Linked DNA regions of Homo sapiens: all the other regions are linked to region 4. The links are chromatin loops, found by intact Hi-C in ENCODE. Cell type or tissue: OCI-LY7. All regions are shown on one strand. Region 1 holds the start of LOC101929255 (a long non-coding RNA gene). Region 2 has its middle 45 kb from the start of ZNF280B. Region 3 has its middle 87 kb from the start of ZNF280B. Region 4 has its middle 110 kb from the start of VPREB1.

The links. A loop is a pair of places that touch in the nucleus more often than their neighbours do. Peaks named below come from ENCODE experiments on the same cell type or tissue, not always from the same donor. Only the 100,000 strongest peaks of a DNase experiment are listed, where the experiment ranks them.
Region 1: a loop joins it to region 4, with 5 times the contacts of the local background. A loop is called at or near these places in 10 of 110 quality-filtered maps.
Region 2: a loop joins it to region 4, with 13 times the contacts of the local background. A loop is called at or near these places in 4 of 110 quality-filtered maps.
Region 3: a loop joins it to region 4, with 4 times the contacts of the local background. A loop is called at or near these places in 10 of 110 quality-filtered maps.

The regions. Positions count from the first base shown.
Region 1 is chr22:22,404,606-22,412,605 of GRCh38, reverse strand. LOC101929255 (a long non-coding RNA gene) reads left to right here and starts at 3,409. Exons shown (of 3, transcript XR_938052.4): 1 at 3,409-4,381; 2 at 5,004-5,069. It also overlaps IGL, the pseudogene IGLV1-41 and IGLV1-40. RefSeq lists a silencer at 7,731-7,790. In OCI-LY7, CTCF peaks have their summits at 2,910 and 3,112 (motif pointing left); DNase peaks (open chromatin) are centred at 2,265, 3,085 and 7,815; H3K4me3 peaks cover 1,609 bases; H3K27ac peaks cover 2,588 bases.
Region 2 is chr22:22,459,741-22,467,740 of GRCh38, reverse strand. It overlaps IGL. Among named protein-coding and RNA genes, the nearest start is that of ZNF280B, 45 kb to the left of the region's middle. In OCI-LY7, CTCF peaks have their summits at 3,290, 3,498 (motif pointing left), 4,408 (motif pointing right), 6,822 (motif pointing left) and 2 weaker places; DNase peaks (open chromatin) are centred at 3,510, 4,410, 5,290 and 6,850; H3K27ac peaks cover 573 bases.
Region 3 is chr22:22,418,099-22,426,098 of GRCh38, reverse strand. It overlaps IGL, the pseudogene ASH2LP1 and the pseudogene IGLVI-38. Among named protein-coding and RNA genes, the nearest start is that of ZNF280B, 87 kb to the left of the region's middle. In OCI-LY7, a CTCF peak has its summit at 3,305 (motif pointing left); DNase peaks (open chromatin) are centred at 508 and 3,208; H3K4me3 peaks cover 473 bases; H3K27ac peaks cover 1,936 bases.
Region 4 is chr22:22,353,448-22,361,447 of GRCh38, reverse strand. It overlaps IGL and IGLV1-47. Among named protein-coding and RNA genes, the nearest start is that of VPREB1, 110 kb to the right of the region's middle. RefSeq lists a silencer at 3,788-3,887. In OCI-LY7, a CTCF peak has its summit at 3,995 (motif pointing left); DNase peaks (open chromatin) are centred at 3,087 and 3,927; H3K4me3 peaks cover 975 bases; H3K27ac peaks cover 1,982 bases.

The DNA.
Region 1 (8,000 bases), 51 kb before region 4:
AAAGGAGACGCTATTCAACAAATGGTGCTGAGATAATAGGCAAGTCACACGTAGAAGAATGAAAATGGATCTTCATCTCTCATCTTATACAAAACTAACACAAGATTGGTCAAAGACTTAAATCTAAGACATGAAACCTTAGAAATTCTAGAAGAAATTGGCTTAAGCAAAGACTTTATAACCAAGAATCCAAAATGAAATGCATTAAAAACGAAGATAAATAGATGGGACTGAATTAAATGAAATAGCCTCTGCACAGCAAAATAAACAGTCAGCAGAGTTAACTGACAACCCACAGAGTGAAAGAAAATCTTCCCAATCTATACATCTAATAAAGTATTAATATCCAGAATCTACAAAGAACTCAAACTAATCAGCAAGAAAAAAACAAACAATCTCATCAAAAAGTGGGCTAAAGACATGAATAGACAATTCTCAAAAGAAGATATACAAATGGCTAACAAGCATATGGCAAAATGCTCAAGATCACTAACGATTAGAGAAATGAAAATCAAAGTCACAATGCAATACCACCTTACTCCCTCAAGAATGGGCATAATAAAAAAATTAAAATAATTGATGCTGGCATGGATGTGGTGAAAAGGGAACCCTTTTACACTGTTGGTGGGAATGTAAACTAGTACAACCACTATGGAAAAGAGTGTGGAGATTCATTAAAGAACTGGATCTACCATTTGATCCAGCAATCTCACTACTAGGTATCTACCAAGAGGAAAAGAAGTCATTACATGAAAAAATTACTTGAACACTCATGTTTATAGCAGCACAATTTGCAATTGCAAAAACATAGAACCAACCCAAATGCCCATCAATCAATGAGTGGATGAAGCAAATGTGGTATATATATATATATATATATATATATATATATGTAGACTGCTACTCAGCCTTAAAAAGGAATGAAATAATGGCATTAACAGAAACCCGGATGGAATGGAGACTATCATTATAAGTGAATTCACTCAGGAATAAAAGGGCAAACATCATATGTTTTCACTCATAAATGGGAGCTAAGCTATGAGGACACAAAGGCATAAGAATGATACAACGGACTTTGGGGACTCAGGAGAAAGGGTGGGATGGGGTGAGGGATAAAAGACTACACATTGGGTACAGTGTTCCCTGCTTGGGTGATGAGTGCACCAAAATCCCAGAAATCACCACTAACAAACTTATTTATGTAACAAAACAACATCTGTTTCCCAAAAACCTATTGAAATAAAAAAATTTTAAAAAACACTAAAAACCTTAAAAGCCAACATAAAATAATAAATAGAAAAACTTTAAAAAGATAAGAAATTCTCCCATTATAGAAAGAATTAGAGGGAAGAGATGAAGAAGCAAGAATCCTGAGAAGCCCTCACTGACTCCTGTCACCTTAGATGAACATCACCCGTAGAGTTTGATTTGATGGACAATGAATTCAAACTTTAAAATAAATAAGTAAATAAATAGAATCAGAAGAGAATGTCCTAGACCCTCAAAGGTTGTAATGAGCCCTCTGTAGAATGGGATGCAATTCAGCAACAGCAGGGAGAATCTGAAAAGAAGTGTGCAGAGTGAAAGAAGCTCGAACAAATGGGAAGATAGTGTTTGATAACACTAGTAAGTTTCAGAAAATGGAAACCATACAGTAGTGGCAAAGGCAGATTCCTGGCTGCCCAGGAGGGCATTCGGGGAGTGAAGGAGATGACAAAGCATCATGAAGGGCTGCTGGGGTTAGTCAGAGGTTGCATAGCTCAGTGGTGGTGATATTTTCAAAGATCCAGAAAAATGCCAAAATGGGCCGAATTTAATGCTATAAATTCAGCTGGTTTATTAGGTGTGCATTTTTCCTTCATGAAAGGAGTTTTGTTAAAAAAAAAAAAAAAGAATAGGCCTGGGAGAAAAGAAACACAGGGACTCACATTGAGGAGCAGGGAGAGGAAGACACCACTCCGGAAACTCCTGGAATTGGGGAAAGGAGAATAATGAATACATGGGTTCCCTATCAGAGGTGGGTCTGAGGTGACACAACTGGATCTGCCACCTGAGTCCAGAACTTCAGTGTAGAGACTTTGTGTCCCAAGTTAAGGGAGAGGGATATTCTGCTTCCTGGATTCCCTGTTCCTGACTCTGAGGACAGAAGGGGAGGAGGAGCCTCCACTCCCAGGCAGGGCCCTGGATGCCCCTGGGACCATGAGGGAAGCAGCAGCCGCAGAAGCCACAGGCCAGGCCTGAGCAGCAGCTGCCGGGGCTCACCCTCCTGGCAGAGGAGGAAGTGGGTTCTTGTCTCAGTTCCCCCCGGGCCTGGAGCACTGTGGAACCACTCAGGCTGCTGTCATAGGACTGGCAGTAATAATCAGCCTCATCCTCAGCCTGGAGCCCAGTGATGGCCAGGGAGGCTGAGGTGCCAGACTTGGAGCCAGAGAATCGGTCAGGGACCCCTGAGGGCCGATTGCTGTTACCATAGATGAGGAGTTTGGGGGCTGTTCCTGGAAGCTGCTGGTACCAGTGTACATCATAACCTGCCCCGATGTTGGAGCTGCTCCCAGTGCAGGAGATGGTGACCCTCTGCCCTGGGGCCCCAGACACTGAGGGCGGCTGCGTCAGCACAGACTGGGCCCAGGACCCTGGAAGTGGGAGAGACACAGGCATCATTATTCGGCTTCTAGAGACAACAGGAGAAAGCAAGAATCCATAGGCTTCCCAGGGCCCCTCCCCTGGACCTGTATCCAGTCACCTGTGCAGTGAGCGAGGAGAGTGAGGAGGAGAGGAGACCAGGCCATGCTGGAGATTGTCCTGAGTGCTGCCTCTTGTGCCCACAGCTGAAGCAGAGCCTCCCCAAATCTCTCCCTGCCCCTCTTCATACTCTGAGAGTGGGAGGGTCCATCCATGCAAATCAGACCCCCAGCTTTCTAATCCCACCCTGGGCCCTGGGTCAGGTCCCTATGCCTGAGGATGTCAGGGGGTGGCAGGGGTGGGGCTGTGTGGTCCCACGGGTGTAAAGGACGCAGCTGTGAGCCCTGAGCAGAGGACACTAGGCAGGACAGGTGGCTGGTTCTGCTCTGATCAACCTCAGTCTTCTCAGGAATGATCCCCAAGTGCCCTCTAGTGTCCAGACCGAGACAAACCATGGTATGACAAGGTGACCAGAGCCTCTAGAGACCCCACTGCCTCCGCACTGTTCTGTCCACTGCCCCCTGTCAGGGCCAGGCCAGGTGGTGCCTGTGTCTTCTCCCTGTGACCTCAGTCCTCCCACTTTACTGGGCTCCTCGGGAGTGAATCTGTCCGTGGCGCTCTCACTGTTTATTGTAGAGGACTCAGGTGGTGACTACACAATGTCCTCATAGGTCACAATCAAACCCAGAGCAGGGACCGACTTTCATGGACTCACGTTCCCATTTGTGGGGACACCGGGTCCTCTCATGTGGCTCCTCCCTGGTGGCCAGGGCTCTCCTTCCTCTGTGGATCCTGCAGCGCTGAATAGAAGGGAAGCTCTTCCCTCTAGGAGGCCCAGGGCACATTCCCAGAGGGTTATTCTGGTCAATCTTCATTCTCTACTTCCCCTGAATTGCAGTCATAGTCATCTGGATCTTGTGACCGGGCTGAGCTGTGTCTCACATACAGGACAAGGCTGCTCATGGCCCTCTCCCTGCCCAGGAATGCTCTTCCTGGTGGATGCCCCATCAGCTCTTAGGGTGAGGGCAGAGCGAGGAGCAGGTCCACAGCTACCTCTCCCAGTTCAGCCCCATCCTGGGTCCAGTATAATGTGTCCCATGTGATAAGAGGTAGGTCTCTGTCAAGTAGTTGCTGAGCACGTATCTTTTGCTGGGCATAGAGCTCAGCTCTGGAAATGCCATAATCCCTACCTAATGCCATAATCCCTACCTAGACAGCCTAATCCCTACCTTTTGCAGCTAACCCTGATGAAAACACAGGCATAGGAAGGGCACAGGAGTCCACTCTTCCACCCCCTTAATCCCTGGGGCAGAGACCAGAGAAGTCCCTGCTGCACTCCAGGGTCTGAGAAGAGACTTCGACTTGGTGGCATCACAGGGGAAGAAGGAAGAAGGGACTACAGGAGAACCAAGGGCATATGGGCATGACCTGAAGATTCCTGGTGTTCAGGTGAAGATGTAAGGAAGTCCACGAAGTAGATACAGATGAATAAGATTAGATAAATTACAGGATCTAGGAGAAGTGGACTGCCGGGAAGGAGAGATTGGATTGAGAAAGACACCCTGGCAGGGCAAGTCCTCAGAAATCCAAGAAGATGTACTTTTGTTCCCCAAGTCCAGGAGCTTGTTGACTGGTTGGGCCTGATCTGCTGGGGCTACTGGAGAGGAAGGCAGGGAGGAGCCACGTGTCAGCAGGAGAGGTGAGGAGAGGGGGAGAACATGAGCAGAAGAAGAGGAGATGCCACTTTAGGACAGCCTGGATGGGAGGTGTGCGATGGGAATGTCCACATGTACAGATATATTTCTAGATATTTCATATAAATGGGATCATGTTAATTTTTAGATTGTTGTGAGAGAAGAAGACAAATTCAAACTATCTTGCTATTATTCTAAAAGGCGGTGTATCTTCAGCAAAGAAAATTTGCTTCACAGGTGCTATCCTGGTGGACTGTAAGCACTGGGTTTTACAAAGGCTTTTTTACATTTCTTTTACCATCATACTGCTTTTTTTTCCAGAAATATATATACCAATTAAAATTGATGACATAAGTTAAGATTACATTTTTGTGAAAGTTATGCACTTATCTTTTTGAAACGTATACTCTGAACCTTTCAGAGGTTATTCATTGAGAAGACCAAGAACATTCACTACCTAATGTATTCATGCTGTTGTTTCTGAGGAGTAAACTCTTGAAGCTCTGGAATTAATTTTCTTAGATCTTGGAGTAATTCCTAAGGGGTAATGAAACTTTTCTTTGCTAACCCTGTATTTATCTAAGGAACCCTCTCATTTCTTTTTTTTTTTGTGACAATGGCCTGTAGATACAGGGTTGGCATCATTAGCTCCTGAGTGGAAAATGGACCATGACAAGGAATGAGAGCAGAAGAGTGAGTATAGAATTTTGGTAATCAAATAGCTCTAGACCTGAGGAAATAACATGAAATTATTTGGTAGAGGTGGCACTTTCTAGAGGGACACAGAGAAGGAGAATCTAAGGTTTGAGAAATCTAGGAGAGTTCAGTTAGGCTTTAATCATCGGCTTTGTGTCCTGAAGGGGCAGGGTCACAGCTGAATCAAAGCCAGGTTGCTGCTGATCCAAGACCCTGTGACCAGGACTGAGGTAAGACTCTCAGCAGTGACACGGCTGACCTGGCGGAGCAGTCGCCTTGAGATGAGAGCAGAAGGAGGCTCCCTACACAGTGCATGGACAGAAAGGGAGGTGCAGGTGCTGTCCCCTGAGTCTGGTCCTTACTTGAAAGAGGGGCAGATGGAGGACAGGTGCCGAGGTGATGGTGATCAGTGGCTTCTAGTGTGGCTTCTTGAACTTCTTTCCCTTTTTTTTCTCCTCTGAGCTTAGGAGGCCAACATGAGGGTGTTTATCTGCTTCCTGTCTCTCTGGAGGCTACCTGATTCTCCTATCAATGCCTTCTTGATGAGCATGGATGTGTCTTGGCCCAGAATTGATGTGCAAAAAGAATATCAGAAAGGCCAGAGAGCCCACGATGGAGATTTGTGGGTCAGAGTCTCTCTTGCCTGTGTCCCAGCCCAGCTGTCAGTTTTCGCAAGACAACACCCATCACGAACTGAAGTTGAGGGTGGAGGGTAGAGTGATTCACACACTGGGGCTACTTAGGCAGAGCTCCTGGTCTTTTTCCTCTTCCTGTCATGTCTAGACCCCAGATCTCCCAGCCATGAGTTCAGCATATAAGTGTCCCCAGCTGCAATGTTTGGGACAGGCAGTGTGTGGCCCAAACCCATAAGATATGCTCCCTGGTCCCCATGATGCTGTCATGGGAGATGGCATGAACGATTTCGTCTGGTTGTCCTGAAGGCTGAGATTCCTCACCAGTGGGTCAGGGAGGGCAGATCTTTCTCATTCTGGAACTTTTTTTTTAGTGAGGATGTCATATGTAAAACTGGAGAGTCATTTTGTTTCCAAATAGGAATTCAGCCAGGGGACAGGAGAGGTTATGGAGAACAAACATCTTATATATCTCAGAGATAAGTTTTCCTCTCCCCGTTGCCATGTGGAGAGGAAAAAGTCCTGTGACACCTTTGAACAAGTCTGGGGAGCTGTTGTCTAAGTTTTCATTGTGACAATGAGCTCGAGCCTTCCTGCAGCCCCCTTGCACTTGAAGGACCCCCCAGCAGTGTGATCACTGTGCCCCACTCAGGTCCTAAGGCCAGCCTTGAGCATCTCCCCTCACCCAGGCTTCAGTACCTCCTCCCCAGACACTGGTGCTGAATCTCACCACTCACTCCCGGTGACTAGAGCTGGTCCCATGGCCTTCATACTGCCTACCTCCTTGTCCATCTTCTCTGAAGCATCTGGAGTTTTCCTCACAAACTTACCTCAGATTCTGTGTCCTCTTTGTCCAACCCTCTAATGGCTCCTCTACCCTCCCCCACACAAGCTCTCCTCTCCTCACTGTGCGATGCCACCTTATCACATCAATATTCTAACTTGATTCTCTTTTCCACAAGTCGGTGTCAGCTAGGATATTCCAGGCTTATCAATCAGCCTTTATCCATTTTGGTATCAGTGCTGGGCTCTGCTACGAGAGCATAAGTCTTAGATGTCAGAGTCTGGGAGCTTCAGTACAATCAAATTCCCATGAAAGCCCCCAGTTCTATTGGCCTGAGAGGGAGGCTCAGCCTCCCCTCAATGCCTGAGTGGGCAATAATCCTCTACGAATTCTTATCTGAGGAAAGGAACCTCTTCAGACTTTTTTTTTATCCTATTCTTACTGAAACTGAAACTCAAGAAGAAATGAGTAGATGGCTCAGGAGATCTGGTCCACCATCTGAGCCTCAGTTTATGCCACCCCTCCTCACTTTAGTAAGAGGGTCCTCACTATTTTCTGGTCCCAGACACCTCCACCACCTCCCTCCACCATCTGGGGGGACTGGCTGGCTCCACTGCCTGGTATAATGCCTGGACCTTCCCTTGCCTTCTGTGGCTGCCTCCTCTTTATTTCTGTGGAAGGAGGAAGCCAAGGGGAGGCTGGTTGAGAGGAGAGAGGGGAGCCTTGGGGAGGCTTCTGATTTCTAACTCTTTCTTCTCCTCATTGTTTCACTGAGAGGTGATGAGCAGTTTGCAAGGGGTGGGGTTGGTGCCCTCTAACCCAGTCCTGGGCACATAGAAATAAATGTTTCTACAGATTCAGAGACAGCCCTTACAGAGTTTGGAAACAATGCCTGGGATGGAGGCCCTGGGTTGAGCAAGGTCCTCAAGTAGCCCTGAGCCCTCACCTGGCCACAGCTACAGTGAGGAGAGTGATGGGAGGAGGGTGACGGAAGGAGTCCAGGTCTTCGGGAGCACCTCTGCTCCCTCAGGCCTCTAGTGAAGCTCAATGGCCCACACTTCCTCACTCCGTCCCCACACCATGGGCAGGCACAGGAAGGACTGTGAAGACACAGTTGGACCTGCCACCTCAGCCCACGATTTCAGTGCAGAGACCCTGTGTCCCAAGCTGAGGAGCAGGATATTCTGTCTCCTGGGGTCCCTGTTCCTGACTCTGAGGACAAAAGTGGTGGAGCCTCCACTCCTAGGCAAGGCCCTGGATGCCCCGAGGCCCATGGGGGAAGCTACAGCAGCAGAAGCTACAGGTCAGGTGTGAGCAGCAGCTGCAGGCACTCACCCTCCTGGCGGAGGAGGAAGAGGGTTCTTGTCTCAGTTCCCCATTGGCCTGGAGCACTGTGCAAGCTCTCAGGCTGGTATCCCATGCTAAGCAGTAATAATCGGCCTAGTCCTCAGGCCAGAGGCCAGTGATGCCCAGGGTGGCTGAGGTGCCAGACTTGGAGCCAGAGAATCGGTC
Region 2 (8,000 bases), 110 kb before region 4:
TTCCCACCAGCAGTGTAGAGGTGTTCCTTTTTCACTGCATCTATGCCATCATCTATTATATGTTAATTATGGCCATTCTTGCAGGTGGTAAGGTGGTATCTCATTGTGGTTTTGATTTGAATTTCCCTGATCATTAGTGATGTTGAGCATTTTTTCATATGTTTCTTGGCCATTTGTATATCATCTTTTGAGAATTATCTACTCATGCCTTTAGCCCACTTTTTGATGAGTTTTTTTTTTCTTTCTAGTTTGTTTGAGTTCTTTGTAGATTCTGGATATATCAGTCCTTTGTCAGATGTATAGAATGTGAAGAATTTTCCCCACTCTGTAGGTTGTCTGTTTACTCTGCTGATGTTCCTTTTGCCATGCAGCTCACCAGTCACTGTCTGTATTCACACATCCATGTTCTGATTCCCAGACACCGATTTCATCATTCTATAAGTGATTATTTTGATTTCTTTAGTTCTTTAGCTCTTTAGTTTAATTAAGCTCTTTTTTTTCTTTAGCTCTTTAGTTTAATTAAGTTCCACCTATTGAACTTTGTTTTTGTTGCATATGCTTTTGGGTTCTTGGTCATGAAATCCTTGCCTAAGCCAATGTCTAGAAGAGTTTTTCTGATGTTATTTTCTATAAGTTTTATAGTTTCAGATTTTATATTTAAGTCCTTGATCCATCTTGAGTTGATTTTTGTATAAGGTGAGAGATGAGGATCCAGTTTCATTCTCCTACATCTAGCTTGCCAATTATCCCAGCGCCATTTGTTGAATAGGGTGTCATTTTCCCACTCTATATTTTTGTTTGCTTTGTTGGATATCACTTGGCTGTAAGTATTTGGGTTTATTTCTGGATTCTCTGTTCTCTTCCATTGGTCTATGTGCCTATTTTTATACCAGTGTCATGCTGTTTTAGTGACTATGACCTTATAGTATAGTTTGAAATCAGGTAGTGTGATGCCTCCAGATTTGTTCTTTTTGCTTAGTCTTGCTTTGGCTATGTGGGCTCTTTTTTGGTTCCATATGAATTTTAGGATTGTTTTTTCTAGTTCTGTGAAGAATGACAAGAGACCATCACTTCTTCAATGTAGCCCACATCTACACTTGTGCTAATTGTAAATGGCCCCTGGATTTCTAGACTTACAAGGTGCTTTAGTAAATAATCTAGAATCAGGTCACTCACTTCCTTCAGACACTGTCTCCTCAAGGAATTCAGAGAGATGCTTCTCATTCAGATGTGGCATGTCACTCCCTGGCTTAAACACCTTCAGTGGCTCCTTGTTGTTTATATAAAACCTGAATCCTGTGGCCCCAGCAGCATGACCTGCACGTTGTGGCCCCTGCACACTCCCATAGCCCATCTCACAGCCCCTCGTCCTTCTGCTGGGACTCCGGCCTCACTCACTTCTTTGTCCTGGGAAACGCTGAGCTCCGGTCCCTTTCATAGCCTCCACCCCAGCTCCTCCTTTGCCTGTTAGGAGAAGATGGGCTTCAACTTGAAGTCAGAATGTAAGCTTACATTTTGTCCACGTTGTTAAAAGCAGATTATATACCACATTGTTAAAATCAGGTTACATACCAATTAAAAGCAGGACATATACCTCTCATCACAGACATGGATTTTTTTAGGCAGTGATTATTATGGAAATTTTTGAGTTATATAAATATGCTGAGAGTTGTCTAATGAATCCTTGGCACCCATCAGCTAGCTTTGACATCATCAGTGTGACTCATCTTGTTTAATCTTTCAACCCTTTTTACCCATCATCTTACTCCATCGCTGGATGATTTTATAGCAAATCACAAACATGATCACTAATGCCAACATTAGTGATCAGCCTTGTTCTCATCCTGGAGCCCAGAGATGCTCAGGAAGGCCTTTTTGGAAAACTGATAGCTTGAGAATCAGTCCTACATCCCTAAAAGTGTATATTGGCTTCTATGGATCAGAGGTTTGGGGACACTTCCTGTTCATTGTTGGTACCAGGACACAATCCCAAGACCCTTATTGCTGCTGCTTCCAGTGCAGGAGATGGTGACTGGTTTAGCCACAGACAGACTGTGCAGGTTACCAAGTGAGTTCTGACTGCCCAGGACCCTGAGAGTCAGGAGAGAGACACAGGGTGAGGGAGGTGGCTCAGTAAGCCAGGGGAGCAAGGAAGAGCCCTGGTCCTCCCAGTGCCATCCCTGCCTCCTTGTCTCCAGCTACTACAGGAGTTATTAATAAATAATTTTTAGGCAGCAAGAAAGGGTGAAAGTTCTTGGTGGAATTTTCTTTTAATAAAAAGCGACCCCCAAACCATTTCTTTGCTAACAGAAAGCGGCTTGAAAAACCAGACTGGCAAGCATTGATACGCAAATGCTGGTGGCTAGAAGCCAGGTCCACCCAATATGGTGGCTTTCGCCCTCTTCTCCTTGTCACCACATGTGCCAGGTGTCACGGCAGCTTCCACATAAAAGCCACATGTGCAGGACATCATGGCAACCTGAATTTTCATATTAAAAGGCTAGGGTGGGAGGGCCAGTTTTTTTACAGGCTGCGTGAATGACACACCTGGTCAAACTCATTCCCTGGGCCCTGTGCAAATCAGACACTGCCTCCTCCAGCCTCCCAATATAACCAGCTGCTGTCCACCACATGTAGGGTTTTCCGTTCGGAGCCCTTCTCCCTCTCTATGGGGGAGCTGTTTTTCTTCTCTCTTGCCTGTTAAACTTTCCACTCCTTAAAACCACTCCACATATGTCCATCCATGTTGCTAATTTTCTCAGAATGAGACAAAAGACCCTGGTGTTTCTCCAGTCATCAGAGCCGTATCCTTTCTGGTGCCTTCACTGGGAATCCAAGGTACAACATTCATCGACGTAGTGATTAGAGGAGTGAACTCAAAGTCTGTTCTGTCATTCAGAGGTTCTTGGTCTCTATTTTAAAATCAAAATCAAATCAATTATGGGCATCCATTGGCCGTCTAAATACGCTTATCATGGCTGTTGTTCTAAAGACTTGAGTGTTAGGCTTGCTGGTCAGAACACGGAGAACCCGCAATACTCACGGGTCTTTGGGAATGTTGGTCATGCTTCAAATCAGTTTCTTTTCATGGGGAAACTTAGCCATCGCGTGAGGCTGGGAAAAGTTCTGAAGCAACTGAGAATTTCTGGCCAGGGCACAGCCTGGTGTTATTCAAAGGTTTCGGGACTGGACCCAGCCTCCAACGGCCTGCTCTGGATGTTGGTAAAGGATCCCTAGCTATCCTGTCGCAGAACCTTCTTCCTTTTTTATCCGTGGTCGTTATGTCTCTTACTCTCTCTGTGTGTCAAATGTGCGGGAATTTTTACAGCGTAGGGAAGTAATCCTGGTAGGCAAGATCAGAAAATGCTGTAGTAACTGGGGAGATAGCTCAGGAAAATGCCATTGCAATCTTCTAGGAACAGAAGTCTTCCTTTGCCCCTCAGTGAGGTTACTCCCTAAAATTCCTCTGGTGAGCACATGGTATTTCTAGGCCAACAGCGCCACCTAGTGGAAATAAAATCCTCTTTATGCGACACATTGCTGATCTCCGCGGTACACCGCAGCTTCTCAATTTTTTTCTTTTTGCACCTTTCTACTGGAAACCAGGATTTATGCTGCTCCTGTGAACGGGAAAATTCTGCTTTTAACTATTAGGAGTAAAATTCCTCTGCAGCCGAATTTGTGCCCCGATACTGTCCCATTAGCAGGAAAGTCGCCATTAGGTCCCCGCGTTCCTTTAAGACACCTGTTCTCTCTCCGATTAAAACAGTACTTAATTAGTAAGGAGATTTTAAGTCTGGAAGTTAACTGGAACCATTTTTCTAAGGGTAAATGCTTTAGCACAGGCCATAATAGCAGGCAATCTAGCACATTCCCTCCATTAAAGGAGCCTTTCCTTCCATATAGTTTCTGCCAAGATCTATTTTTTTGGGGGTGGGGGTGGGGTGAGACACACAGATCACACAAGTCTAGGAAGTCAAAGGGAAATCATAGGCAGAGGACTAGAGCTGCTTGGGGTAGCACGACTAGGCCCACAAGCTTAGTTCCTCTGGTGCCATGGCTTGGAGGGTCACGCTTGCAAACATGGGTGGCACATTTAACAGGGTGCCAGGACCTGGGTGATTCTGGAAATTGAAGGAAAGTAGATGTCCTTCTAAATACTAAAGCCAATCTCTCTCTTTTCTTCTCTCTAATCCAGGCCTCCCCTCTTCTCATAGCATCACCATAAGGAACATCTCAGGAAAAACTCTAGTACAATATTTTTCTCAACCTTAGTTGCAGTTAGGAGGACCTATTTACACATGCTTCCAAGCCATTGTCATGATAGCTTTACAGTTAGAAAAGCCTCCAAATTAATCCTGGGAAAGAACTTAACTGTTTACACCCCACGTAATGTGGCAGGATTACTGTCCTTTAGGGGGCGCTTTTAACTAACAGCCGGTAAAGCAAGAAATACATAAGGCAGGATAAGCAGTAGTCACTCTAAACAACATCTCTCCCCAGACACAAGCACTTAATTAGCTGAACTAATAGCTCTTACGAGAACACTTCAATTAAGCAAGGGAAAGGTAGCCAACATTTACACGGACTCCAAGTATGCTTTCTTAGCTCTCCATACTCATGCTGCCATTTAAAAGGAAAGACATCCTCTTACCACTAATGGATTTCCTGTAAAATATCACCAGAAAATTAGCAGGCTATTATCTTCACTTTTTATGCCGTGAGAAATAGCAGGGATACATTATAGGAACACCAAAAGGCAGCAAATAAAGTAGCCAAAGGAAATAGATTAATCAGGCAGCTAAGTCAAAGGCAAGGAAGCCTCAAGGCATTAACACACTTCAAGCCCCCTTCTAATCTAGGAATGCTCCATAACAGAAATTAAACCTCAGTATTTTCCTGCAGAAACAGAATAGGCCACTTCTCAAGGGTATGCTTTTTATCTCTCAGGATGGCTACAGCCAGAGGATGGCAAACTCCATTTGCCAGCCTCCAGCCAATGGAAAGTTCTTAAAATCCTTCACCAAGCTTTTCACTTAGGAAAGGATAAAATTTGTCAATGTGCTCAGAGACTGTTTTCAGGCAGAAAACCTATAAATTGGTTAAGCATGTAACCTCTCTACCTCACTTCCAACAGAAATTGACACAACTGGCAGAAGCCCAGCCCCAGGAAATAGAACCACCTTTATTTAACCCAGGAAATTTGGTACTAGTGAAAACTCTCACCTCTCTCTCCTTCCCTAAGCCAAGCTGCGAAGGGCCCTACACTGTTCTCTTTCAACCCCCTTGGCAGCAAAAGTTACAGGTGTCAACTTCTGAATACATCACACTCAAGTCAAAGCCTGAATGCCTGAGGGAGCAACCCCTGACAGCCCAGAGGAACGTCCTGAATATCAAAGTGGAGAAATAGAAGATCTTAAGCTGAAAATCATAAAAGATAAGTAACTGAGTGAGGGCTACTCATCCTACTCAGTCCCACTCCTACCTCACCAGATGCTTTTTATTTATTTATTATTTTTGAGACAGAGTCTTGCTCTGTCACCAGGCTGGAGTACAATGGCATGATCTCAGCTCACTGCAACTTCTGCCTCCCGGGTTCAAGTGATTCTTCTGCCTCATCCTCCCTAGTAGCTGGGATTACAGGCATGCACCACCACACCCAGCTATTTATTTTATTTTTTTTTTTTGAGATGGAGGCTTGCTCTGTCGCCCAGGCTGGAGTGCAGTGGCGCGATCTCAGCTCACTGCAAGCTCTGCCTCCCAGGTTCATGCCATTTTCCTGCCTCATCCTCCCGAGCAGCTGGGACTACAGGCGGTCTCGATCTCCTGACCTCATAATCCACCTGTCTCAGCCTCCCAAAATTTTTTTGTATTTTTAGTAGGGATGGGGTTTCACCATGTTGGCCAGGATGGTCTCAGTCTCTTGACCTCGTGATCTGCCCACCTCAGCCTCCCAAGGCGCTGGGATTGCAGGTGTGAGCCACCATGCCCGGCCACTTTTTATTATTTGTACCCCTTCCTCTAAAAATTTGCCACCAAATATTAGAACTTCTTTTTAATGCATATTCGCAGGGAGATTTTGATTATTCATAGAATTGCATTTGTAACCTTGTAGATTCCCAAAGGGAAATGTTATATCTTGGCAAGTAAAGTTTTCAATGGAAATTATTTACTATGCCAGTCTTGTGGGAATTGTTACAGTCACACTACTATTTGCAATAGAACTATACACTATGGCACTCACAATGTGGAATTCTGGTTGTAAAATTCTAATTGCTGTAACATCTTGTCTAATTATCATCCTTATAACAGGATTAACAATTGCAGGAAAGATTTAGTCAAGGCTGTTTTGCTTATAGCAGGAGTAATAGTTATGGATATAGCATGAAAGTTTTACTATCATTAAGTTTGATAGGACTTTTTATTGAAGACTGGTTGTATGGTGCACTCTAAGCTATAGAAAGAAGGTTATAAAAGAAGGAACTTTATATAAGAAAAGATCTTGTGTGGGAAATTCTTGTCCTAAAAGCAAATGACTGGTTATTTAAAGGAAGGATGTTTAGGACAAGTCGGAAAGTTTGAGTATGTTGTAAGAGGGTCTGTGAAAGTCATGAAATAATTTAATAATTAAAGAAAAGGAATTGTCAAGATTAACACTAAAGTTAATTTAGCCACCCAATAATGTATTTCTCCCAATTATATTGCAAGTTATAAAAATGGTCTAAGCCTAAAACTATTCACTAATGGCAAGTAAAGGGGGAAATGTATGGTTTTCTCAAGGAAAAATGTCACTTTCATATTAATCTTTCTGGTAATATTCAGTGACATCTAGTGGAGACAACCCAGTATTACAATCCACTGGTGTAACTAACAAGTATCAAACTCTGCTGTCATAGTTGTGGTCTATAGTACCCCCACTAACAGTGGTAATCTTAATACTCATATTCTAACCCTATATTTTAAACCTTCTTGTAAGATTTATCTCTTTTCACCTAGAAGCAATCAAACTCCAAATAATGCTGCAGACAGAGCCACACATGGACATGCCATTCTTCAGAGAATCCTTAGATCAACCTCAGGAGGAGGCCCAACTGCTGTCCCCTTACATGACGCCCCTTTCCAGAAGGAAGTAGCCAGAAAGAATTGTTGTCCAACATCCCCTAACGACAGTTAGGTTTACTTCTCCTGAGGGGGGAAATAACAGGAGTCATTAAGAAATAATTTTTAGGCAGCTAGAAATGGTGTAAGTTCTCGGTGGAATTTTCCTTTAATAAAAAGCGACCCCCAAACCATTTCTTTGCTAACAGAAAGCAGCTTGAAAAACCAGACTGGCAAGCACTGATATGCAAATGCTGGTGGCTAGAAGCCAGGTCCACCCAATATGGTGGCTTTCGCCCTCCTCTTTTTGTCACCACGTGTGCCAGGTGTCATGGCAGCCTCCAGATAAAAGCCACATGTGCAGGACATCATGGTGACCTGCATTTGCATATTAAAAGGCTAAGGTGGGAGGGCCAGTTTTTTTTACAGGCTGCATGAATGTCACACCTGGTCAAACCAATCCCCTGGGCCCTTTGCAAATCAGACACTGCCTCCTCCAGCCTCCCAATATAATCAGCTGTTTTCCATTGCATGTGGGATTTTCCATTAGGATCCCTCCTCCCTCTGTATGGGGGAGCTGTTTTCTTCTTTCTTGCCTATTAAACTTTCTGTTCCTTAAAACCACTCAATGTGTGTCCATGTCACTAATTTTCTCAGTGTGAGACAAAGGACCCTGGTGTTTCTCCAGTCATCAGAGTCATGTCACAGCCACCTTTGCAGAGACTCAGGAGGGTGAGGAAGAGAGGGTCCAGGCCATGGTAGAGATGTCTGTAGTGCTCTGCTTCCTGAGCCACATAGATTAGGCGGAACAACCCCTCTTCCCTGGTGTCTCTTAGGGGAGGGGACTCAGTGGAAATCTATCCTGACCCCTGGCTGTGCCCCTCACATAAGATGCCGAGTCT
Region 3 (8,000 bases), 65 kb before region 4:
TGGTACCAGGACACAATTCCAAGGACGTTATTGCTGCTGTTTCCAGTGCAGGAGATGGTGGCTGGTTTAGTCACAGACAAACTGTGCAGGCCACCAAGTGAGCCCTGACTGCCCAGGACCCTAAGAGTCAGGACAGAGACACAGGGTGTGGGAAGTGGCTCGGTGAGCCGGGGGAGCAAGGCAGAGCCCTGGTCCTCCCAGTGCCAGTCCCTGCCTTTCTATCTCCAGCCTCCTGTGCAGAGACTGAGGAGGGTGAGCAGCAGAGGGATTCAGGCCATGGTAGAGAAGTCTCTGGAGCTCTACTTCCTGAGCCACACAGATTAGGGGGAACAGCCCCTTTTCCCTGGCCCTTCTTAGAGGAGGGGACTCAATGCAAGTCTAACCTGTCCCCATGGTTGTTCCCTTCACATAAGATGCTGAGTCTGATTATACTTCTCGAGGACTGGGTGGCTTCTTGAGGCTGGGTAGGAGAGCATGGTCAGTGACTCTTCAGGCACCCTGGGAGGATGCAGCTGCTGGGCCCTATGAATACTAAATAGAGACAGGGAGACAGGTGTCTGGTGTCCCAGCCAAGTCCAGCCATGAACTGACTTTCCAGGCTGCACAGAAATCCATGGGTCTCTCTTCCTTCTTGATTCTCACTGGATCAGCACATAAGGCAGAGTGGTGGAGTTTGGGGAGAATAAATGAGCATGCTTGTGTGGTTCACTGGATTCAGTGGAAATGCAGAGGACTCCAGGGATCAGAAGGAGAAAAAAAAAAAGGAGAAGGAGGAAGTGCTAGCTGAGGCAAAATAGGAGAATCAGCCAACTCTGGGCTACTTCAGAACTAGGGAATCAGAGAGGCTCGTAAAAGAGAAAAAATAGGCTGGGCACAGCGGCTCATGCCTGTAATTCCAGGACTTTGGGAGGCTGAGGAGGGTGGATCACTTGAGCTCAGAAATTCAAGACCAGCCTGGGTAACATGGGGAAACCCCATGTCTACCAAAAATACAAGATATTAGCAGGGTGTGGTGGTGCGTGCCCATAGTCACAGCTACTTGGGATGCTGAGCTGAGAAGATTGCTTGAGTCAGGAGGTGAAGGTTGCAGTGAGTTGAGACCACAGCCTGGGCAACCAGGGTGAGACCCTGTCCCTACCCCCACCCCCACCCCACCCTACCCCCCCAAAAAAAGAGAGAAAATGTATGAATGTCCAATTCCAAGAAAAAAAATCTGGAAAAATACCAATAGGCTTCCTGCTATAAAGCTCTTGATAATTAACTCAGGATGATAGAGGGGAGAAGTGGTTGACAGGAAAAGGAGAGAGACCCAAGAAGGGAATTCAGGAATCAGAGATGTGGGAGGGGAGAGGGTAAGGATGGGCTACACTACAGAAAAGACTAGATGAGAAGCTAGTAAGAATGTTGGATGGGAGCCAGAGGGGAGGTCAGGTTAGTTGTTTGTTTGCTTTTGTTTTGTTTCTTAAAGAAAGGGGAGCCTCTCCCTGCTTTGCAGCTGTCCTCCCTGGTCGTCTTCCTGCATGGAGTGTGGCTCGTTCCATCTCAGCTTACCGCAAACTCCGCCTCCCGGATTCCAGTGATTCTCCTGGCTCAACCTCCCGAGTAGCTGGGATTACAGGCTGCGCCACCACGCCCGGCTAATTTTGCATTTTTAGTAGAGACGGGGCTTTTCCATGTTGGCCGGGCTGGTCTGGAACTCCCGACCTCAGGTGATCTGCCCGCCTTGGCCTCCTAAAGTGCTGGGATTACAGGCCTGAGTCACCACAGCCAGCCAAGTGTGGGGTTCTTCTGTCATCCAAACACATTAGTTCACTATGTCTGAGATATCTCTTAGGTTATTGTCTGCCAAGGTTTCTCCTTATTTTACACTATTCTTATGAATTTGTTATGGCTGTTTTTGTTATTAGAGGTAAGGTCTCACTTTGTCACCCAGGCTGGAGTGCAGTGGCATAATCATAGCTCATCGCAGCTTTGAACTCCTGGGGTGAAGCGACCCTCCTGCCTCAGCCTCCTAGGTATCTACGATGACAAGCATGCCACACTACGCCTGGCTAATTCATTTTTTATTATTTAAAAACATGTTTTGTAGAGAAAAGATCTTGTGACGTTACCCTGGCTGGTCTCAAACTCCTGGCCTCAAGTAATTCTTTTGCCTCAAACTCCCAAAGTGCTAGGATTACACACCTGAGCCTCTTCTCCTGGCTGGCCTTGTTATTGTTCAAACATATATGTGGATTTTGTGTGGTAGGAACTTTCTAGAAATGCAGAGACTGTGTCCTCACTCCAGAGCCACTGAATCAGAATCTGCATTTTGTAAAATCCCCAGAAGATGCATATGCACAACAGAATTTGGGGGGTACTGTTCTAACACATGCCTGGAGACACTGGTGTAGTTTTGGATATAAATTATTCCTCATACCTTAATCTGTTATGCTCCTTCTTACATGAATCGGAAACTCTTGTTTCTCTATTTACTGCATTGTGAAGTCAGGTGTAATGTACTCAAGGCTTTCCACTGAAAATTTCAGGCATTTTTTTTCTGACCTCACAAAATCCACAGAAGTTACCAGGAGTGTTTTAATAATAAGATAATATCATATCTTCGTTTGAGTAGCAAACAATAAGAATTATCTAAAAATGATAATATTTCATTGGTATTCAAATAAAAATAAAATTAGCAACTATTTAAATATTTTATCCCTTTTAAGAAATGGAACACTACTTACATTAACCTGAAATGACTAGATCATAAAGGGGTATAAAAGCAGATGAAAAAGCACAAGGCTTGATCACCATTGTGGAAATACTGAGAACAAAAATGAAAGAATGCATCCAAATAAAAAAAAATAGTCATATTGATTGCTTGGAATAAAGAACCTTTGCCGAGGACTCGGTGATTTTAAATACTTTCTGATTTTATGTAATAGGCATGTATTGCTTTGAACATAACTCAATAAATAAATTTTAGTAAGTTTAGAAAGTTTCTTCTTATTGCTCTTAGCTCAGAAAGCCCATCCTTTGAAGATGCTACTGAGATCCCTGTGTGGAGGAGGTGTGTTGTGTGGTGCTTTATGCAAATCTTTACCACATTCACCACCTTTAGCACCACCCAGGTTCTCAGCCCTGAGAGCAGCCACACTGTGAGGGGACTGCCCAGAGTGGCCGTGTGTTGCGGGAGGAAGCAGCTGCTCTAACATTTTACACGACCCAGTGAGCAACTGTGCAGGGTTCATTCAGTTTGAACTCCTTGAGCTTCTTATGATGCAGACGACCCAGACCGCCCCCTGGTGGCTTTCCTGGACTGAGCATGTATTGTCAAATAACTATTGATTTACCTTTTTGACATTGCCACTGTAAATTTCCTAGGCCAATTCACATCCATTACTTGTCTATTTTTTGCTCATCCCTATTTGTACTACTTTCTCTTCCTGTTGTTGAAATCCAGCCCCAGTGACTATAATTCGATTTTAGTGTTACATGGTGTTAATTTTTATCTGAATGTTTTGGATGACTAAAGGAATTGTTTTAATGACCCACTGGCTTTTTGAAACTATTTATGTTGAGTCTCATATTGGATAAACAGCTAGCTAAAGCGAGCATTTTCAAAATAATTTATTTTAGAGAATTTATTAAAAAGAAAATAACCAAATATTTAAGGTTGAAGTTTTATTGTCAATTCAGTGGAAATTCAAGTCGGAGTCAGCCATAAGGATGATCAACAAGGTCTACATAAGCAACCCCATCCCCAACTCACACCCCCAAAAAAACCTGCCTGGACACCAAGCTTCAGCGAGCTTTCCTGGTTGGCAATAATTCATGCACAGAATCACACATTGCTGCCAGGAGAATGCAGCATTGTCTATTACTTTACTGGGAGAGGACAACTGAATGCCTGTGCTTGGAATTCTCCTGAACTCTGCCCATGTACCTCCTTCCTTGAATTATTTTAATCTGCATTCTTTTGTTGTAAAAAATCATATCAACAAACGTCACAAGTTTCAGTGAGTGATGTGAGTCCTTCTTGGGAATCATAAGAAGTGAAGCGTTGTTGGGGGAGTCCCTAGCTTACAGTTAGCATCAGAATTGAGACTGCTGTTGGAAACTCTTAGATTTTGCAGGTTCTAATGTCACATTTTTTTTTAACTTCAAAACAGGTTGTATTTGGGAAGAGTTTCTCATTTTGTTAAAGCTGCAAGCAACCTTCTTTCCCAATTACACTTCTAGAGATCTAGTAGTTTCAGAGATCTCAGTATTCAAAGATATATTTCAAAATTAATAACAAAACCAAACCCACACCAAAAAGAAATCACTTTTAGAATGATTTGGAATGTACATTGATTTCTGGCATTCTCAGAAACAAGCTCACCAACTCCTTGGAAAACGGGTGCCATGGAGTCAGTGCCCACCGAAGAAAATGTCTTTAAATAAGTTAGTTACTTGGACAAGATTATTCACTCCTTAGAAAATACATCAATGTAACAAGTCCCAGCAGGCAGGGTATGCAGTACAGCACCAATTTCCCAGAGGGCTTAGTGGATCTTGGGATGAGCAGTTGTTGGTTTACGGCCCTCAGAAGAAGAGCAGTCACTGAAAGTGGAGAAAGAGTGTTGGCAGGCAGGAGCCTCTCGCAGTCGTACCCAGACTTTTAACTTGCTCAAAGGAGAGGCTGTGTTCAGTAGCATCTTTGGGAGAACATTTGAGACAGTTAAAGGCAACAACAAGAAAAGCCCTACAGTATTACTCCCCAGAAAGTCCATATCTGAAAAGAAAGAGGGACCCATTTGAGATTTCCTGTGGAGGACTGTGTCTCCCATCCTTTTCTGTCTCCAGCAGGTACAAGACATCAGCCAGAGTGTGCTCTACCACAGCATCCCATCCCATGTCACTCAGGGCAGTAAGTGACATCATTTTTAGGAAATTAAAGCACAGTCCAAAGTTAATGAAAACCACCCAGTTCTTGTCCAGTGAGATGGCTGGAAAGTAAACATCCTTGAAAGTATTTTTGTAAGCCACACCTTGATTGACACCTTTTTATAAAATATTAGCTCACTATGAGGAGTCCGTTTTAGGTTCTTCTCTGCTTTAGCGACAAAGTCTTTTTCCTCAAAATGCAAATAATTCTTGAATTTTATCAAAGCTTTATGCTCATAAGTATTAGGTATGACTTGACTGTTTCTGTGTCTTCAGAAAGAGTAGCACAAAATTTCAGGATGTCTCCCTTCCATAGTTTGAAATGTAGTGTTTGCCAAGGGACTGGTGAAACTTGGATCTTTTTTGCTCTGCAAAGAATAACTAAATTTACTCATTGTTTAAACAATGTTATTTAGCCAAGTAATTATTCCAAGTGTCTGAATGGTCATCATGCAATCCCCGTATTTATCAATAAATGGTATAATATCCTTATCTTTAGAGAACGTTACCTTTAAACATTCAGCCTGTGTTTGGGACTAACATGTCCTGTTGGACAAAGCAGTAAAGCACGTTTCGTTCATGTTTGCTTGCTACAGGAGGAAATAGACATTACTGCTATGATAACGTACATTGCAATGAAAACTGTAGTTGGTCATGAGGTAAACGATGAGGCATCTATGCAAGACTTATCAACTGTGAACCATTTTGTACAGAAGCAGATGCCCCTCTCCAGCTGGAGGGGCTGCTACCTCTGCCACCAGCTTCATCTCCCCTTCTTTGGCCACTGTTGCATTTGCGGCTGCTCCTGGGCTGGGTTGGGCACCCACCGCTAACATCATGGCCACCTCTAGACTTTCTCATATTATTCTGAGTCACCTGTAATGAGGTACGTCTGACTCTCTTAACTTGTTAGGATGCTGCAGGGCTGGAATAAAAGGAAGGGTGTCCTGGATGCTGTGGGGCTGGCATAAAAGGAAGAGTGTCCTGGATACTCATGCACACTCTCCTAGTCCTGTAGGTTTCCACTGTTCTTGGAGGTAGAGAAACTGCACCAAACATAAATCTTCCTCTTTTTGGCTGTAGTAAAATATTCATACACAAAATACATTATTTCAACAATTTTCAAATGTATACTTCAGTGACATTAAGTAAATTAACACTGTTGTACAACCACAGTACTGCCACTCATCTCCACAAATTTTTTATTTTCCCAAACCAAACTTCATACCTGGGAAACATCGTTTTACTTCTTGTCACTGTGGAGTTAACTATTCTAGGTACCTCATATAAGGGCTGGCAAACAATTTTTGTCCTTTTGAAGTCAGCTTATTTCTGACGGCATGATGTCTTAAAGGTTCATCCATGCCATCGCATGGGTCAGACTTTCTTTTTAAGGCTGAATAATATTCCCTTGTGTGTGTATAATATATCTTGTTGATTCATTAGTTGACACTTGGGCTGCCTCCACCTTTTAGCTATTGTGAACAATGCTGCTATGAACGAGGATGTACAATTTTCTCTTTGAGATCTTGCTTTCAATTTTTTCAGGCACATTCCCAGAAGTGAAAATTCTGATAAAATGGTAATTCTATGTTTGATTTTATGAGGAACAGCCATAAGGCATCCACAGTGGAAGCATCATTCTGCAGTCTCTCCAGCAAATCGTAACAGTTGCAATTTCTAAACATCTTTGCTAGAACTTTTAATTTTCTGTTATTTGGTTAATGCCATCCTAATGGGTATAGAGTTGTATATTATTGTGATTTGATTTGCAGTGTACTAATAATTGGTGATGCTGTACATCTTTTCATGTACTTATTGGACATTCGTAGATCTTTTTTTGTAGTAATATCTACTCAAGTCCTTTGTCCTTGTTTTTTTCGGGTTATTCCTATTTTTGTTGTTACTGTTGAGTTGTAGAAGTTCTTTCTATAGCTTGGATGCCTTATCAGATATAAAGTTTGTAACAATCTTTCCCATTCTATTATCTGCATTTTCACTCTGTTGGTAGTGTCCTTTGCTGCACATAAGTTTTACAGTTTGATGAAATGCAATTTATCTATATTCTTCTTTTTCTATGTTTTCCCTGTCTTTTTTGTGCCATATCCAAGAAATCATTTCCAAACCCTACGTTGTGGACCTACTTCCCAATGTTTTCTTTTAAGATTCAGTTGTGGCTCTCCCATTTGTGTCTTTGATTCACTTCCAGATTGCATGTGGATATCCAGTTTTCTCAACAGCATTTGTTAAAAAGACTGTTCTTTCCCTCACGAATGGTCTTGGCAAGCTTGTTGAAAATCATTTGACCATATAACTGAGAGTTTTCTCCAAGGCACTCAATTCTATTCTATTTGTCTGTATGTCTGTCTATATGTACCACTCTGTTTTGATTAGTGTATCTTTTTAGTATGCTTTGGAATCAGGAAGTGTCAGGATTCCAACAACGTTCTTCTTTTACAAGATTATTTTGGCTATTTTGGGTATCTGGATTTTAGAATTATATCCATTCTTGTACCAAGTAGTATTGGAATTTTGATAAAGATTGTGATGACTCTATAGTATATTTTATTTTGGTTTCTACTGGTATCTTAACAATATTGAGTTTTCCAATACATAATCAAAAACGTCTTTCCATTTATTTGTGTATTCTTCAATTTCTTTTAGCAATGTTTTATTGTTTTCAATGTGCAAGTGTTTTACCTTCTTAAGTTTATTCTTAAGTATTTTACATTTATTTATTTATTTGGGACAGAGTCTCACTGTGTCACCTAGGTTAGAGTGCAGTGGCACCATCTCCTCTCACTGCAAACTCTGTCTCCTGGGTTCAAGTGATTATTGTGCCTCAGCCTCATGAGTAGCTGCAATCACTGAGTGTGCCACCCACCCAGCTAATTTTTTTTAATCTTTTTTTAGTAGAGACAGGGTTTCACCATATTGGCCAGGCTGGTCTCTAACAACTCCTGACCTCAGATGATCCCCCGTCTCAGCCTCCCAAAGTGCTGGGATTATGGGCACCAGATACCGTGCCAGCCGCATTTTACTCATTCTAATGACGAAATTTGAATTGTTTTCTTTTTTTTTTAATGTAT
Region 4 (8,000 bases):
AGATTATCTCAATCGATGCAGAAAAAGTACTTGATAAAATCCATCATCACTTCATGATTAAAACCCTCTGCAAAACTGGCATAGAAGAGACATACCTTATGGTAATGAAAGCCCTCTATTACAAACCCACAGCCAACATTATACTGAACAGAAAAAACTTAAAAGCATTTCTTCCGAGAACCGGAACAAGACAAGAATGCCCACTTTCACCACTTCTGTTCAACATAGTTCTGGAAGTCTTAGCCAGAGCAATCAGACAAGAGAAAGAAATTAAGGGCATCCAAATTGGTAAAGAGGAAGTCAAACTGTCATTGTTTGCTTATAATAAGATCGTATACCTAGAAAACTTTAAAGACTCATTCAAAAAGCTCCGAGAACTGGTGAATGAATTCAGCAAAGTTTCGGGATACAAAATTAAGGCACACAAATACAACAACAGGGACCAAGCTGAATATCAAATCAAGAACTCAACCCCTTTAACAAATAGCTGCAAAAAAAAAAATACTTAGGAATATACCTAACCAAGGAGATTAAAGAACTCTACAAAGAAAACTACAAAACACTGCTGAAAGAAATCATAGATGACACAAACAAATAAAAACACATCCCATGCTCATGAATGGGTAGAATCAATATTGTGAAAATGATCATACTACCAAAAGCAATCTACAAATTCAATGCAATTCCCATCAAAATACCAACATCATTTATCACAGAACTAGAAAAAACAATCCTAAAATTCATATGGAACCAAAAAAGAGCCTGCATAGCCAAAGCAAGACTAAGAAAAAACAAACAAACAACAACAACAACAAAAAGCATATCCAGAGGCATCAGGTTACCTAACTTCAAACTATACTCTAGGACACCCTGTTCAAGAAATGGTGCTGGGATAATTGGCAAGCCAAATGTGAAAGAAATAAACCTGGATCCTCATCTCTCAGCTTATACAAAAATCAACTCAAGATGAATCAAAGACTTAAACCTAAGGCCTGAAACAATAAAAATTCTAGAAGATAACATCAGAAAAACCCTTCTAGACATTGGTTTAGGCAAAGACTTCATGACCAAGAACCCAAAAGCAAATGCAACAAGAACAAAGATAAATAGATGGGACCTAATTAAACTAAAAAGCTTCTTCACAGCAAAAGAAATAATCAGCAGAGTTAACAGACAGCCCACCGAGTGGAAGAAAATCTTCACAATCTACATATCCACCTAATGACTAAGGGCTAGCATCTACAAAGAATTCAAACAAATTATCAAGAAAAAAACTAAACAATCTCATCAAAAAGTAGGCTAAAGGCATAAATAAAAATTCTCAAAAGAAGATATATGAATGGCCAACAGACATAAAGAAAAATGAACAGCATCACTAATGATCAGGGAAATACCAATCAAAACTACAATACAATACCACCTTAATACCGCAAGAATGGCCAATAATAGATGTTGGCATGGATGTGGTGAAAACAAAACACTTTTACACTGGTGGTGGGAAGGTAAACTAGTACAACCACTATGGAAAACAGATTCCTTAAGGAACTAAAAATAGATGTACCCTTTGATCCAGCAAAGTCCCAAAATCTGGGACTAGGCATGTACCCAGAGAAAAAGAAATCATTATTCAAAAAAGATAGTTGCACACGCATGTTTATAGCAGCACAATTTGCAATTGCAAGAACATGGAACCAGCCCAAATGCCCATAAACCAACAAATGGATAAAGGAAATGTTAAATATATGCATACCATGGAATACTATGCAGCCATAAAAAGGAACAAAATAATGGCATTCCCAGCAACCTGGATAGAATTGGGGACTGTTATTCTAAGTGCAGTAACTCAGGAATTGAAAACAAAGCATGGCATATTCTCACCCATAAGTGGGAGATAAGCTATGAGAACACAAAGGCATAACAATGATACAATGGACTTTGAGGACTGGGAGGAAATGGTAGAAGCGGGGTGAGGGATAAAAGACTACTCACTGGGTACACTGTACGCTACTTGGGTGATGAGTGCACCAATATCTTAGAAATCACAACTAAAGAACTTATTTATGTAACCAAATACCACCGATTCCCTAAAAACCTATTAAAATAAAAAAATTAATAATTAAAGAGAAAAAAACACTGAAATCCTTAAAAACCCAAATAAATAAATAAGTAAATAAATAGAATATGAGAACCTCTTCCAATATAGACAGAACGAGAGGCAAGAGATGAAGAAGCAAGAATCCCGACAAGACATCACAGACTCTCCTGTCACCTTAGATGAACATAACTCCAAGAGTTTGATTTTGATGGACGATAAATTCAAACTTTAAAATAAATAAACAAAATCAGGAATAATCAACCTAAAGGCCCTCAAAGGTAGTAATGAGCCCTCTATGGGATGGGTGCAATTCAGCGAGAACAGGAAGAATCCCAAAAGGAGTTTGCAGTGTGAAAAAAGCCAGAACAAATGGGAAGATAATGTCTGATAACACTGATACATTCCAAAAAATGGAAAGCAAACAATAGTGACAGAGACAGATCTGTGGCTGCACAGGATAGCACTGGGGAAGGGAGGGAGGGAGATGACAAGGGGTCATGAGGGGTTGCTGGGGTTGGTCACAGGTTGCATAGCTGCGTGTTGGTGGTGATGTATTCAAGGATCAAAAAATGTCAACATTTGTCTAATTTCCTATTATAAATCTGGGTGGTTTATTAAATATGCATTATTCCTACATGAAAGGAGTTTTATTAAAAAAAGAATTGGCTGGAGAGAAAGGAAGCACAGGGATTCACACTGAGGAGCAGGGGGAGGAAGACACCACTCTGGAAACTCCTGGAAATGGGAAAAGGAGGATGACAGAGACACAGGTTTCCCATCAGAGGTGGGTCTGTGACGACACAGCTGTACCTGCCACCTCAGTCCAGGACTTCAGTGCAGAGACCCTGTGTCCCAAGTTGCAGGAAGCAGGATGTTCTGTTTCCTGGACAGCCTGTTCATGACTCTGAGGATGAAGGGGAGGAGGAGCCTCCACTCTCAGGCAGGGCCCTGGATGCCCTTGGACCCATGGGGGAAGCTACAGCAGCAGAAGCCACAGGCCGGGCCTGAGCAGCAGCTGCCGGGGCTCACCCTCCTGACAGAGGAGGAAGGGGGTTCTTGTCTCAGTTCCCCCTGGGCCTGGAGCACTGTGGGACCACTCAGGCTGTCATCCCATGCTGCACAGTAATAATCAGCCTCATCCTCGGACCGGAGCCCACTGATGGCCAGGGAGGCTGAGGTGCCAGACTTGGAGCCAGAGAATCGGTCAGGGACCCCTGAGGGCCGCTGATTATTACTATAGATGAGGAGTTTGGGGGCCGTTCCTGGGAGCTGCTGGTACCAGTATACATAATTACTTCCGATGTTGGAGCTGCTTCCAGAACAAGAGATGGTGACCCTCTGCCCGGGGGTCCCAGACGCTGAGGGTGGCTGAGTCAGCACAGACTGGGCCCAGGACCCTGGAAGTGAGAGAGACACAGACATGGTGATTGACAAGAGACGAAAGGAGACAAGAGGAGAAAGCAGGGCCCCATGGGCTTCCCAGGGCCCCTCTCTTGGTCCCCATCCTGTCACCTGCACAGTGAGTGAGGAGGGTGAGGAGGAGAGGGAAGCCGGCCATGCTGGAGATTGTCCTGAATCCTGTCTTCTCTACCACAGCTGAAGCTGAGCTTCCCCCAGATCTCTCCCTCTCTTCATACTCTGAGAGGGGGAGAGTCCATCCATGCAAATCAGATCCCCCCGGTTTTTGACCCCACCCTGAGCCCTGGGTCAGGCTCCTGGGCTTGAGTATGTCAGGGTGTGGCAGGGGTGGAGCTTTGTGGTCCCAGGGGGTGGGGAGGACACAGGACACAGCTGCCAGCCCTGAGCAGAGGACATCAGGCAGGGCAGGTGCCTGGTTCTGCTCTGATTACCCCAAGTCTTCTCAGAAATGGTCCCCAAGCGCCCCCTAGTGTCCAGACTAAGGCAAACCGTTCTATGATCAGGTGACCAGAGCCTCTGAGATTCACCGCTGCCTCCGCCCCGCCCTGTTTTCTGGCCACTGCCCCCGCTCCCAAGTCCCGGCCCAGTAAGGTGGCACCTGTGTCTCCCTCCTGTGACCTCAGGGCAGTCTTCACGCTCTACTGGACTCCTCAGGAGTGAATCTGTCTATGGCTCTTTGGCTGTACATTGTAGAGGACTCAGGTGATGTCTACACAAAGTCCTTTTATTTCAGGATCAAGCCCAGAGCGGGGACCGGCCCCATGGACTCACTTCCCCACCAGTGTTGGACACCGGGTCCTCTCCTCTCATGTGACTCCTCCCTGGTGGCCAGGGCTCCACTTCCTCTGTGGATCCTGCTGCGCTGAGGAGAAAGGGAGCTCTTCCCTCTGGGATGCCCTGGGGAGGAATTCCCAGAGGGTTTTTCTGGTAAATCTTTGTTCTCCCTCTACTTCCCCAGATTTGCAGTCATAGTCATCCGGATACTGTGACCAGGGATCTTGCCTAGGAGTCTGTCCTCCAAGCACTGAATGCCAGTCTGTGGGGGATCCTGGCAAATGTCTTTGGAGTGTTTCACTTATGAGCAAAAAGAGCAAAGATGTTCAGTCTTTGAACATGGGAAGAATTAAAATTTTAACTTGGTTTGACGACCAGAGTCTGTCCTCAGGTGAGCCTGATATGTGATAGCTCTTAGCATCGAGCACCCCAACTAGGATTTCCAGGGAAAAATTATGGTTCAAATTCAGTAGTGAGTCTTGTGGGGGTGGCTTGAAGATGATGAAAATTATTCATCTTTGGTCTGTAATGACATCTAGAATCTAATAAACTAAAAACAATAATCTTAAGAAAAAAGATAATTCTGTTAATCAAAATGAAAAATGAAATAGATTGTGTTTATGATTGCATGAGTTCTGGCATGATACACCCTGGACTCTTAACAAATATTTGTTTGGGGAATTTTACGTGGATGGAGGGAAACAGCTGGATGGTTATGTTGATATTTATACTTGTGAATGTATCATCAGGCAGTTGCAATACAATGAGATTTTTTATTTATTTGTTTGTTTATTTATTTATTTATTTTGAGCCGGAGTCTTGGTCTGTTGCCCAGGCTGGAGTGCAGTGGCACCATCTCGGCTAAATGCAACCTCCATCTCCCAGGTTCAAGCAATTCTCCTGCCTCAGCCTTCCAAGTAGCTGGAATTACCAGCACGAGCCACCATGCCCGGCTAATTTTTGTATTTTTTTAGTAGAGACTGGGTTTCACCATGTTGGCCAGGCTGGTCTCCAACTCCTGACCTTGTGATCAGCCCACCTCGGACTCCCAAAGTGCTGGGATTACAGGCGTGAGCCACCGCGCCTGGCCACAATGAGATTTTAAATGCTCCATTTAAACAACAAAATAGTGAGATTTATTGCAGGCATTTAAATAAAACCAGTCCGTATATGTAACTGAAATAAAATGGATGCTGTGTTTTGGGATTGCATTTCAAGGGTGTCATTATTTTAAATGTTCCTTTTAGTGTAAGCCATGCTCCTTTACATAATTTTCATAGTTTTTATAAAAAGTTTATTGTGTTTATATAACACATCAGGCATATTGTTTTATTTATTTCCAAGTAGAAATAAACTATTAGAGCTGGGCTTCACTTCCTGTTTCTTCTCATTGCTTTTTCTTTGATGATGCATAGATGTTCACAGTGAATTTTGTTTTCCTTTCCTCCCACCTTAATGAACAGGGGGTCACCGAGGCTGAGCAGTGTCTCACATACAGGAGAAGGCTGCCCACGGCCTCCTCCCTGCCCACGGATGCGCTTCCTGGTGGATGCCCCATCAGCTCTTAGGCTGAGGGCAGAGAGAGGAGCAGATCCACGGCTAAGGAACCTGGACACCCAGAGGATCTGGAAGGAAGGGGCAACAGTTGCGACAGTGAGCCCTGGACAGAAGACACTGACTGTGGATTTTTTATGTGATTCTCCTCAGGAACCCTCACAGACAAACCAAACCCCAGTCTCTACGTGTCTTCAGGGTGCCGGTCCTTCCAGGTCCTCTTTTTGTCACTGCCCTAGGCCCCGGGCATCCTTCTCCTATGAGTCACAATGGACAGTCTCCTCTTCAGGGTGCACCCTCCTTACCACATCTGACCCCACACCCATCTCCTCATTCCTCCATAAACCATCCCCTGCTCACTTCCATTAGCATTTTTACATCATTCTAGGATCACAGCCTCCCAAGGATGTCTCTGCAGGATATCCATGTTGCAGAGAGCTCAGACCTTTGACAGGACCACTGTGCCTGGGCCACCTAAGGCTGAGCATTTCTCTTGCTTCTCTTCTAGAGCAGCTCTAGGCCGAGCCAGATCCAGACCTCTCAGAATGCTGAGCCCACGTTTTCTTAAGTGTCAGACTTCCGCTCTCACATATGGGTCTTGGGTCACACAGGCTGGATTCTCCTTTCTTGTCATCTTTCCCACAGTTTCAGAGCTCAGGAAATGATCAGCACACCTGCACCAAAAGGAGAGGACACCTGTGGGACCAGGCTGAAGGCTCCTGGACTTCTGGGTCACACTGGCTGGATTCTTTCTTGTCATCCCCACCTCATCCACACCCACCATGTGTGGACAGCTCCTTTTGCTTCTAGAAACAAGTTGATTCTGTTTCCATTGGGGAGACCAGTAAGAAAACGAGTTATCATCCCTGCACCCTTGCTCTGCTTTCAGTAACACAAGTGACAGTAAAAGTCTTGGCATGAACTGGTGTTGGTCACAGGCAGGGATAAAGGAGGGATGGGGAGACAGGATGAGTGGGGCAGATCTTTCTCTCATTTCCCCATGGAATAGGAACCCTTGGTAACATGGAGTCAGGATGCAGCTGTGTGACACTGATAACCAGCCAGTCCTCAGGCTGGAGCGCAGAAGTTGTCCAGGAGGCTGTGGGAATAAACCCAGAGCAGGAGAATCAGGCTTGGACCCCTGAGGGACAATCACTGATGTCCTAAGTCACAAAATTAGGGGCTCTTTCTGGGAGGGAATGCCCAATGTTTCTGCTGCTCCCCATGCAGAAAAAGGTGACATTGAGATGGGGGCCTTCTCAAGAGTTTCCTGGGGAGGAGTCACTTGAAGCAAACAGTATCTGTACCCAGATGTTCCACAGACTCACTACTAGAACCTGACTCAGTGAGAACCTCCAATGGTGCAATAGAGGAGAAGAGAACACAGGCCCTGAGGGATCAGCAAACCCACCCTCAGCAGTCCCCGTGGTCCTGAGTGGAATGAGCTGCAGGAAAGTCACATCCCTGGGACCTACTTCCCCCATGGCCAAGGAGCAGCCTCAGCCTTGCCTCAGCCATGGTGGAGCCTCCCCTTGACTCTCTCAAGTCCTACATAGAGGTTTACCGGCCTCAGGTCCACAGTTACCCTCAGACGTAATCCCATCTCCTGACATTTCCACTGAAATGCAGGTACCCAGTACTGAGCCAGGTCAGCACTATATCTGCAATTCCCTGACCTGTGTCCTCATGCAGCATTTCATATTTGAGTGCCTTGTTCCTGGGACACAGTGAGCCTCAGACAGCCCTGAGAACAGACTAGTGGGGATGGAAGGGGAGGTCTCTGCTTGTACACTGGAAGAGCAGAGTCCATGCTGTAGGGGACTGTTCACCTGCTAGGATGTCCCCAGGCTCTGACCATGATGTGAGCTAGGAAAGCCTCATTTTGCTTCTTTCAAGAACAAAAGTCCAGCTCCGCAGGCAGTGGTGTTAGCACATATGGACAACCAGCCAACACTTCAGGGTCGTCAGGTGCTTTGGTTTGGTTTTGTTTTACTGAGACTTCAGAAGAATGGATGGGAAATTGAGAGAAGAGCCTTTTACAACTAGAAAGTTATTTCCAAATTTAGTTTGTCCCTTGGCTGGTTATTTTAAAATTTAAAAACTGTTACAGAACAAGAACCCAGATCAGGGTGAGGTTTTCGTCCCACTTCCCCATCTG